Regions from separate parts of the Homo sapiens genome. Here region 2 is linked to region 1. Evidence: chromatin contacts called from ENCODE Hi-C or POLR2A ChIA-PET data. All regions are on one chromosome and are shown on one strand. The core of a region is the stretch at or near the end of the contact, and the rest is flanking DNA. Distances in the headings are between cores, read along the strand shown.

Region 1 (3,586 bases), core at 473-2,972:
AGCCATGGCTCTGCTCCCACCTTTCCCATCTTGTTTGATAGCGTAAACTGGAGGAAACAAAAGAGCAATAATAGCTTTGCTGTCTGCTGTTTTGGGACCTGTCCCATAGAGAAAACAATCAGTTTGAGCTTTATGCCATGACATCATCAGCCACCAATCAGCACAGAGAAGGTGGAGCAGGTTTTGTCTGTGAAACCAACCACTGCAATTGTTAAATTGGAAAAGGCAGTGCAGGTGAGAGATGGAGTTTTTCTTTTACCTTTTTCTACATCAAACTATAGAAGAGAGTGAGAAGCAGAGGACAAAAACCTTTCTATGGAAAAAAACAGGCACCCCAGGGATGCACCTGCACTCCTGCCCCTCTCCACCTCCCACCCCTGCCAACACTGACAGTGGAAGCCTCTGTCCCATCTGCCCAGTGCTCCCCGCCAAGGACAGAGTCAGGGCCTTAGGAAAGCTGTTTTTGGTACCTGAGTGCATGTGTGTGTGTGTTTTCAAACAGGGTTCCACTCCAGTGGAGAGAGAGAAAAAGACTTTGGTTGACATGGACATCAGTTAAAACCTCTATCCAGAAACTAACTAACCAGTGTTTACTTGTGCGTCATAGCTAGAGGTTCTCGGGACTTCATTATTTTCAGCCACTTTCCTCCCAGAAAACACTGGCCATCTCATGAATGAAGCTGTTTAGCCAAGGTTAGAATATGCAAGGAGAGAGGGGGTGGCAGTAGGAGAGGGCGCAGGGTTCCAGGAGAGCAGGGGGTGAAGGAGAATGCTCACAGAGCAAATATTGTTTACAACTGCAGAGCCAAGCTAATGTGATCTCCCGCCTGTTCAAGCATATTATTACATTAAGTCCCGAACAATGAAGTCGGAGGCAGGGAGAGCAGAGCCGACCCAGCCTCCGCTTTGCTAATGGCACAAGGGCAACATTCCATGCAAAGTTTCGGTGTGCAGGCCTCCTGAGAACCCAGCAGTGCCAGGCAGCAGTGAGCACACGCACCCACTGACGATAGGACTGTGGGGACAGGCAGGTGTCAAGAGAAGGGCACTACACCCTTTCACGTGCCGCTCCAGGGGAAAGCAGGTGGGAGAAACCGCATTTTTAACTGAAAATAGGGTACAACTGGACATGTTAAGAGAAGCACAGGCTGCTGGGTCCTCCAACAGCTATCTGAGGGTGGAGCAGGCCACGGCAGCAGATGGGAGAAGAGGCTGAGGCGGAGCAGGGTTCTCCCCACAGTTCCTGGGGACCGCTGTACTATTCACTTCCAGGAACATCACTGCACACCTCTGAGATCATCAAACTTACTAGAAATAATAAATATACTATCAAATGCCACTAAATATGAAGTTCGCACTCAGGCACTGGGGGACCTTTTTTTTTTTTTTTTTCAACAGTATGACCAGGTGTAAAATTAAGATCAAGCCAATAAATATAGGGTCTAATACCTCAGGCTGGACTCAGTCTATACCTATTAGGGCTGAGTGCTGTCAACTCCAACTCTCCCTGACCCCCAGGAAAAAAGCCTCAAGTCCTCTCTCACACACCATTTCAGCCTTTACCTTTCTCCATAAGGAAGCCCCCAATCCCCATATTTCTTTCCCCATTTCAGCCTAGCCGGTGGTGGTGTAAAACGACTGCCAGCCGAGGGCCTGCGTCTCCTTCACCCTCGTCCACTAATGCACATGAAAATCTAAATTAATAGGGCACCTTGGGCGCTGGCCCAGAGAGAAAGCAGGGTCCTTGGCCAGCTCCCTGCACACGCGCTGCCAACATCCGCTGTGGGCTCTGAGCACCCCTGCACAGGCCCTGTGGGAGTAGGAGAGGCACCTCAAAGAAAAACAACCCGAAACAAAGGCACCAGCCAGGAAGACCTTCACCCATTCACATTCCCGGGTGTCCCCAAGTAAAACAGCAGGATTCACATGAGGACCTGGGTTCTTCTCCCTGAGATGTGGAGAGCAAGGGGTAACACGCGCCCTACTGCCCAGGGAGGGGAGGGGCTCAGTAAAGGCAGCGGGCCCCTCTCCACACAGCCCCCATACGCCCCAATTCCACCAGGCACCTCCCTCCCCCACCCAGAATGCCTTCCAGTCTAGCCTCCCACATCAAAGACTACAGCCAAAGCTTCTCTTCTGCCCAGAGAGCAGAGAAAGAAGGGATGAGGGAGAGAAGAGGCTGTATTTAGCAGGAAGACTGAGACAAAAGGGATGAGGTGGGTCACACAGGCCAAGCCCCACAGGAGCATGTTCACTCGGTGGCGGAAGGGCCATAGAAACTGAAGGGCCCAGCTGCTCTCTCAGCTTACAGGGAGGGGCAGACACAGGCCCAGAGGGATCCGAAAGCAATCACCTTATCAAGTTATTCAAAATCCAGATTGAAAGTCAGGACCGGAAATCCTCGCTAGTAACAACAGGGTATTAAGTGGAGGAGAGTGTGGCAAGCAGGTACAGATGACAAAGCAGGCAGCATCTCAAGTCCTTGGCTGGGTATTCCTGGGAGTCCCCTGTGGCTGTCTCAGGGAACAGAGACAGGATGCTCTTGACAGTTTTAACCGGAGCAGCTCTACCTGACCAGGAGGCCAGAGAAGACTGCACTTTCCCTGGCTTCGGGGGTGGGCAGGCACCCCTACTTCCGAAAAGAACAAAAAGAGAACAAAAGCTGCCTCATACCTTGTGGACCATATCAGAGCAGCCAGCACAGCTTGCATTCTCACACTCTGCCTGCAACCAGGACACCGCCTGTGTGAAACAACGACCCACATGTGTATTCACTGCACACACACGGCCCCGGAGAGTTCTTTCATTTAGTGTAGGGAACTAACTTATAAATGGGACACATCTTTGTATGTGCAAAAGATCCCTCAGGCGAGCCTCTGTGAGAACACCCACCTGCAGCCCCGGAATGTCTCAGCACATGCGACACTGAGTCATCTTAGCGCCACACACATGCAGACAGAGGCACTGCACACACATGTGGACACATCCCCAAAGTACCAGGGGACACAAATCCAAAACCACCAGGTGATTGGGGAAAGTTCCTCTTATGTGGAAGATAGAGGAAAAGCCAATGGCTAATGTGATGTTTAAGTGAGGGCTGATCTATTTTCCCCTTCTCTGCTCCAAAGCCATTCTACTCCAAGTGTGCACATCACAGGAGGACCTGAGGGAGTGGTGGGCAAGTTCCTACAAGCTGCCTATTTTTAACCTCTGGTCTTTCCTGCCCTCTTCCCTGGGGAACACCCCTCCCTCTGCTCTCCAGCAAAGGGCCCAGCTGAACCACATGATACCCCTTCCAAGCCGGAAGATGGGTGGGGAGGGCCCTGCTATCGCCTCTCCATACTTCAGATTTCAAAGAGTATGGACTGAGGAATTTGGACAAAAAGTGGGAGGGAAGAAATTGTTTAAATCACAAAGAAAGGAGGAGTGAGACTTCAGAAGAGAAACGCAGCACATCAAATATCTGCTGTCCATCTAAGATCAGAGCCGGGCTGCAAGGCCACATGGCTGGATTGGCCCCCTCTCCCCACTTCGTTCTCCCAGGCCAGCCTACAGCCGCTGCACGCGTTCATCTTGCAGCCTGGGC
Region 2 (3,808 bases), core at 395-2,894, 51 kb after region 1:
ATAACACACATGCACTCTGAGCTGGGCGCTAGAGAGACACGGCCTAACAGAACACGAAAAAGATACTGTTGTCCTTGCCAAGGTCCTCACTACTTAGCAGAAGCTCTTGCCCTTCCGCTTCCACCTTTCATCAAGGTATAAGCCAACAGTCTCACTTCTTCTCTCTTCTTTAATCTGATTTCTGTCCTCCCTTTTTCTTTTAAGAGACAGGGTCTCACTCTGTCACCCAGACTGGAATGCAGTGGTGTGATTATAGCTCACTGCAGCCTCAAACTCCTGGCCTCAAGTGATCCTCCCACCTCAGCCTTCTGAGCAGCTGCGACTATAGGTGTACACCACCATGCCCGGCTAATTTTTAAAATTTTTGTAGAGACAGGGTCTCACTATGTTGCGCAGGCTGGTCTCAAACTCCTGGCCTCAAGCAATACTCCTACCTTGGCCCAGCCTCTCAAAGTGCTGGGATTACAGACGTGAGACATTGCACCCAGCCTTTTCTTTAATTTTTTTTTTTTTTTTTTTTTTTTTTTTTGGGACAGTAGGGTCTTGCTCTATCACCAAGGCTGGAATGCAGTGGTGCGATCTCCGCTCACTGCAGCCTTGGCCTCCCAGGCTCAAATGATCCACCTACCTCATCCTCCTGAGTAGCTGGGAATACAAGTGTGCAACACCCACACCTGGCTATTTTTTGTATTTTTTTTGTAGAGACAGAGTTTCACCATGTTGGCCAGGCTGGTCTGGAACTCCTCACCTCAGGTGATCTGCCCACCTCGGCCTCTCAAAGGGCTGGGATTACAGGCATGACCCACCACACCTGGCCTCTTTTCTTTTTTAAAACTGCGGCAATCATCTCTCCTCTGTTGAACTCACCAATGAGAAAAAGTCAATGGGGCCAGGCATGGTGGCTCACACCTGTAATCCCAGCACTTTGAGAGGCTGAGGCAGGCAAATTGTTCGAGCCCAGGAGCTCTAGACCAGCCTGGACAATGTGGCAAAACCCCATCTCTACAAAAAATTTTAAAAATTAGCCAGGCTTGGTGGTGCACGCCTGTAGTCTCAACTACTCAGGCAGTCAAGGTTGCAGTGAACCATGATCGCACCACTGCACTCCAGCCTAGGTGGCAGAGTGAGATGCTGTCTCAATTTAAAAAAAAAAAAAAAAAAAAAAAGGCTGGGCACAGTGGCTCACACCTGTAATCCCAACACTTTGGGAGGCCGAGGCCAGTGGATCACAAGGTCAGGAGATCGAGACCATCCTGGCTAACACGGTGAAACCTTGTCTCTACTAAAAAAAAAATACAGAAAATTAGCCGGGCATGGTGGCAGGTGCCTGTAGTCCCAGCTACTCGGGAGGCTGAGGCAGGAGAATGGTGTGAACCCGGGAGGCGGAGCTTGCAGTGAGCCGAGGTCGTGCCACTGCACTCCAGCCTGGCCCACAGAGCAAGACTCCATCTCAGAAAAAAAAAAAAAAATGCAATCAACTGCAAGGCTTGGGGTGACAGTTTCCTGGTCATTCTTCCCAGTTTTTTTGTGTCTTTATAGCTAGAGATGACTAAAGCCCACCTCCAAGAAAACAGCAAGTCACGTACAACTGAAGCCCATGGGGGCAGGATGCTGTTCTCTCCACCGGGGCAATCCAAGCACCTGAGTGTCTGACACCACCCATCACCCAGGGGATCCGAGCTGAATTCTAAAGACTGGAACCAAAGATGACAGAGTGCGTGGCTGGAGAGAGGGGGAAGTCCACAGAGTTTAGGTAAATTTCTGAACCACATCCCCACCACGCCCACAATGTACTGCATTGAAGTACACCGGAAGCTAAAGACCAAAAAGGAATCAGATTTTCAGCTCTGCCACCTAAAGCAGAAACTGAGGGCCTTATTCACCGCACAGACTTTAGCCCAAGTGCCATGCCTCCAGTTTCACAGTTTCACCAGCAGCTCAAGCAAAATGGCCTGGACACTAAAGATGGCCTCTGGGTCAGAGTATCACTCATTTCCTCTGTCCACAAACCACTTTGATTCTCTTTGATTCTCTCTGTCCCTCATCTCCCCATCTAGTCTTTTTTTTTTTTTTTTTTTTTTTGAGACAGAGTCTTGCTCTGTCACCCAGGCTGGAGTGCTGGAGTGCAGTGGTGTGATCTCAGCTCACTGCAACCTCGGCCTCCTGAGCGCAGGCAATCCTCCCACCTCAGCCTCCAGAGTAGCTGGGACCACAGGTACACACCACCACGCCCAGCTAATTTTTGTACTTTTTGTAGAGATGGGGTTTAGCTATGTTGCCCAGTCTGCTCTCAAACTACTGGGCTCAAGCAATCTGCCCACCTCAACCTCCCAAAGTGTTGGTATTACAGGCATGAGCCACTGCGCCCGGCCCATCTGGTCTTATTAAATACTTCATTCTCTGCAAATGCAGACGTTTTCTCAGCTCTGATTATTTTTTCTAAAGTAATGACCCCCCACCTGGCTAGATGAATGCTTCTAGCAAAGGAAAAGACCAGAATGTGAAAATTGTACTGCAATAGAACATAAAGCCCGTCCAACCCCACCTCCCATCAGACCTGGGGTGGTGGCAGCAGCAGGCGTCAGGGCTCTCAGGCCTGCCCATTAGTCATCCCTAAGGCCCGTTAGCACACGGGTTAGGAGGAGCACACACTCTGGAATCAGAAAGCCCAGGATTGAACCCAGCCCTGCTTTCAGTCAAGGCTTTGTCACTCACTATCACTCCCTTGACCTAGGACCTCACAAAACCTTGTCATCCGTAAAACTGGGGATGATAAGTTCTACCTTGAATGTTGTTGTGAGGAATAAATGAGGTAATGTCTATGCAGCACCTAGCACAGATTCCTGCAGATAAACACTCAATAAATGTTAACTATCATCCACTACCTAGTCATCAGAAAAGCACAATGATCTGGTATCTTTAAGTCCTTCCGCTTCCAAAAAAAAAAAAGAAAAGAAAAAAGAAAAAGATGTGTGGATTTTTTCCCCCTAAAGGTCTCAGTGAAGTGAAACTTAAGAAGGAAAACCTGGGCCGGGTGTGGTGGCTTACGCCTGTAATCTCAGCACTTTGGAAGGCCAAGGAGGGTGAATCACCTGAGGTCAGGAGTTCGAGACCAGCCTGACCAACACGGTGAAACCCTGTCTCTACTAAAAAATACAAAAAATTAGCAGGGCGTGGTGGCAGGTGCCTGTAGTCCCAGCTACTTGAGAGGCTGAGGCAGAAGAATCGCTCGAACCCAGGAGGCAGAGTGCATGAGCCAAGACTGCGCCATTGCACTCCAGACTGGGCGCGACAGAGCAAGAGACTCCGTCTCAAAAAAAGAAGAAGAAGAAGAACCCAATTCAAATCCCAGTTCAGGGACCAACTCATTTGCAACTTAAAGCAAATCATGTTACCTCCATTTCTTTGCCTATAAAATGGGAATAATAGACTCTATTAAACTTTAACGACTTCAGAGACAATTAAGAATCAATGAGATAACAGGTCATGAAAAAGCTTTCACTTCCTCAAGTAAAAAGCAACTAAGTAGTAAATCCAGAGCATAATAATAATAATAATTATTATTATTATTATTTTTTTTTTGAGATGAAGTCTCGCTCTGTATCCCAGGCTGGAGAGCAGTGGCGTGATCTTGGCTCACTGCAACCTCCACCTCCCAATTCCCGGTTAAGCAATTCTCCTGCCTCAGCCTCCCCAGTAGCTGGGATTACAGGCGCGCACCACCACGCCCAGCTGGTATTTTTAGTACAAACAGGGTTTCACCACGTTGGCCAGGCTGGTCTTGAACTCCTGACCTCGTGATCCGCCC

Evidence for each region. Hi-C counts contacts between places; a loop is a spot of excess contacts on that map. ChIA-PET counts read pairs that join two places held with the same protein, here RNA polymerase II (POLR2A). Pooled maps may share reads with other maps.
Region 2: a loop to region 1 is called in a pooled map, with 2.6 times the contacts of the local background. The contact joins two enhancer-like sites. A Hi-C loop is called at or near these places in 8 of 168 maps with a recorded cell type or tissue (HepG2, heart left ventricle, heart right ventricle and 4 more) and 6 of 50 pooled maps. POLR2A ChIA-PET finds 5 or more read pairs at or near these places in 8 of 52 experiments (B cell, Caco-2, GM12878 and 5 more).

What each region holds. Positions count from the first base shown.
Region 1 is chr22:17,943,634-17,947,219 of GRCh38, forward strand. All of the region lies in intron 1 of MICAL3 (microtubule associated monooxygenase, calponin and LIM domain containing 3), which reads right to left. Among named protein-coding and RNA genes, the nearest start is that of MIR648, 36 kb to the right of the region's middle. Within about 2 kb of position 1,723, at least 7 of the 41 ENCODE cell types and tissues checked have a DNase peak (open chromatin) inside an H3K27ac peak, as active enhancers do.
Region 2 is chr22:17,994,992-17,998,799 of GRCh38, forward strand. All of the region lies in intron 1 of MICAL3 (microtubule associated monooxygenase, calponin and LIM domain containing 3), which reads right to left. Among named protein-coding and RNA genes, the nearest start is that of MIR648, 16 kb to the left of the region's middle. RefSeq lists an enhancer at 1,450-1,649. Within about 2 kb of position 1,645, at least 5 of the 41 ENCODE cell types and tissues checked have a DNase peak (open chromatin) inside an H3K27ac peak, as active enhancers do.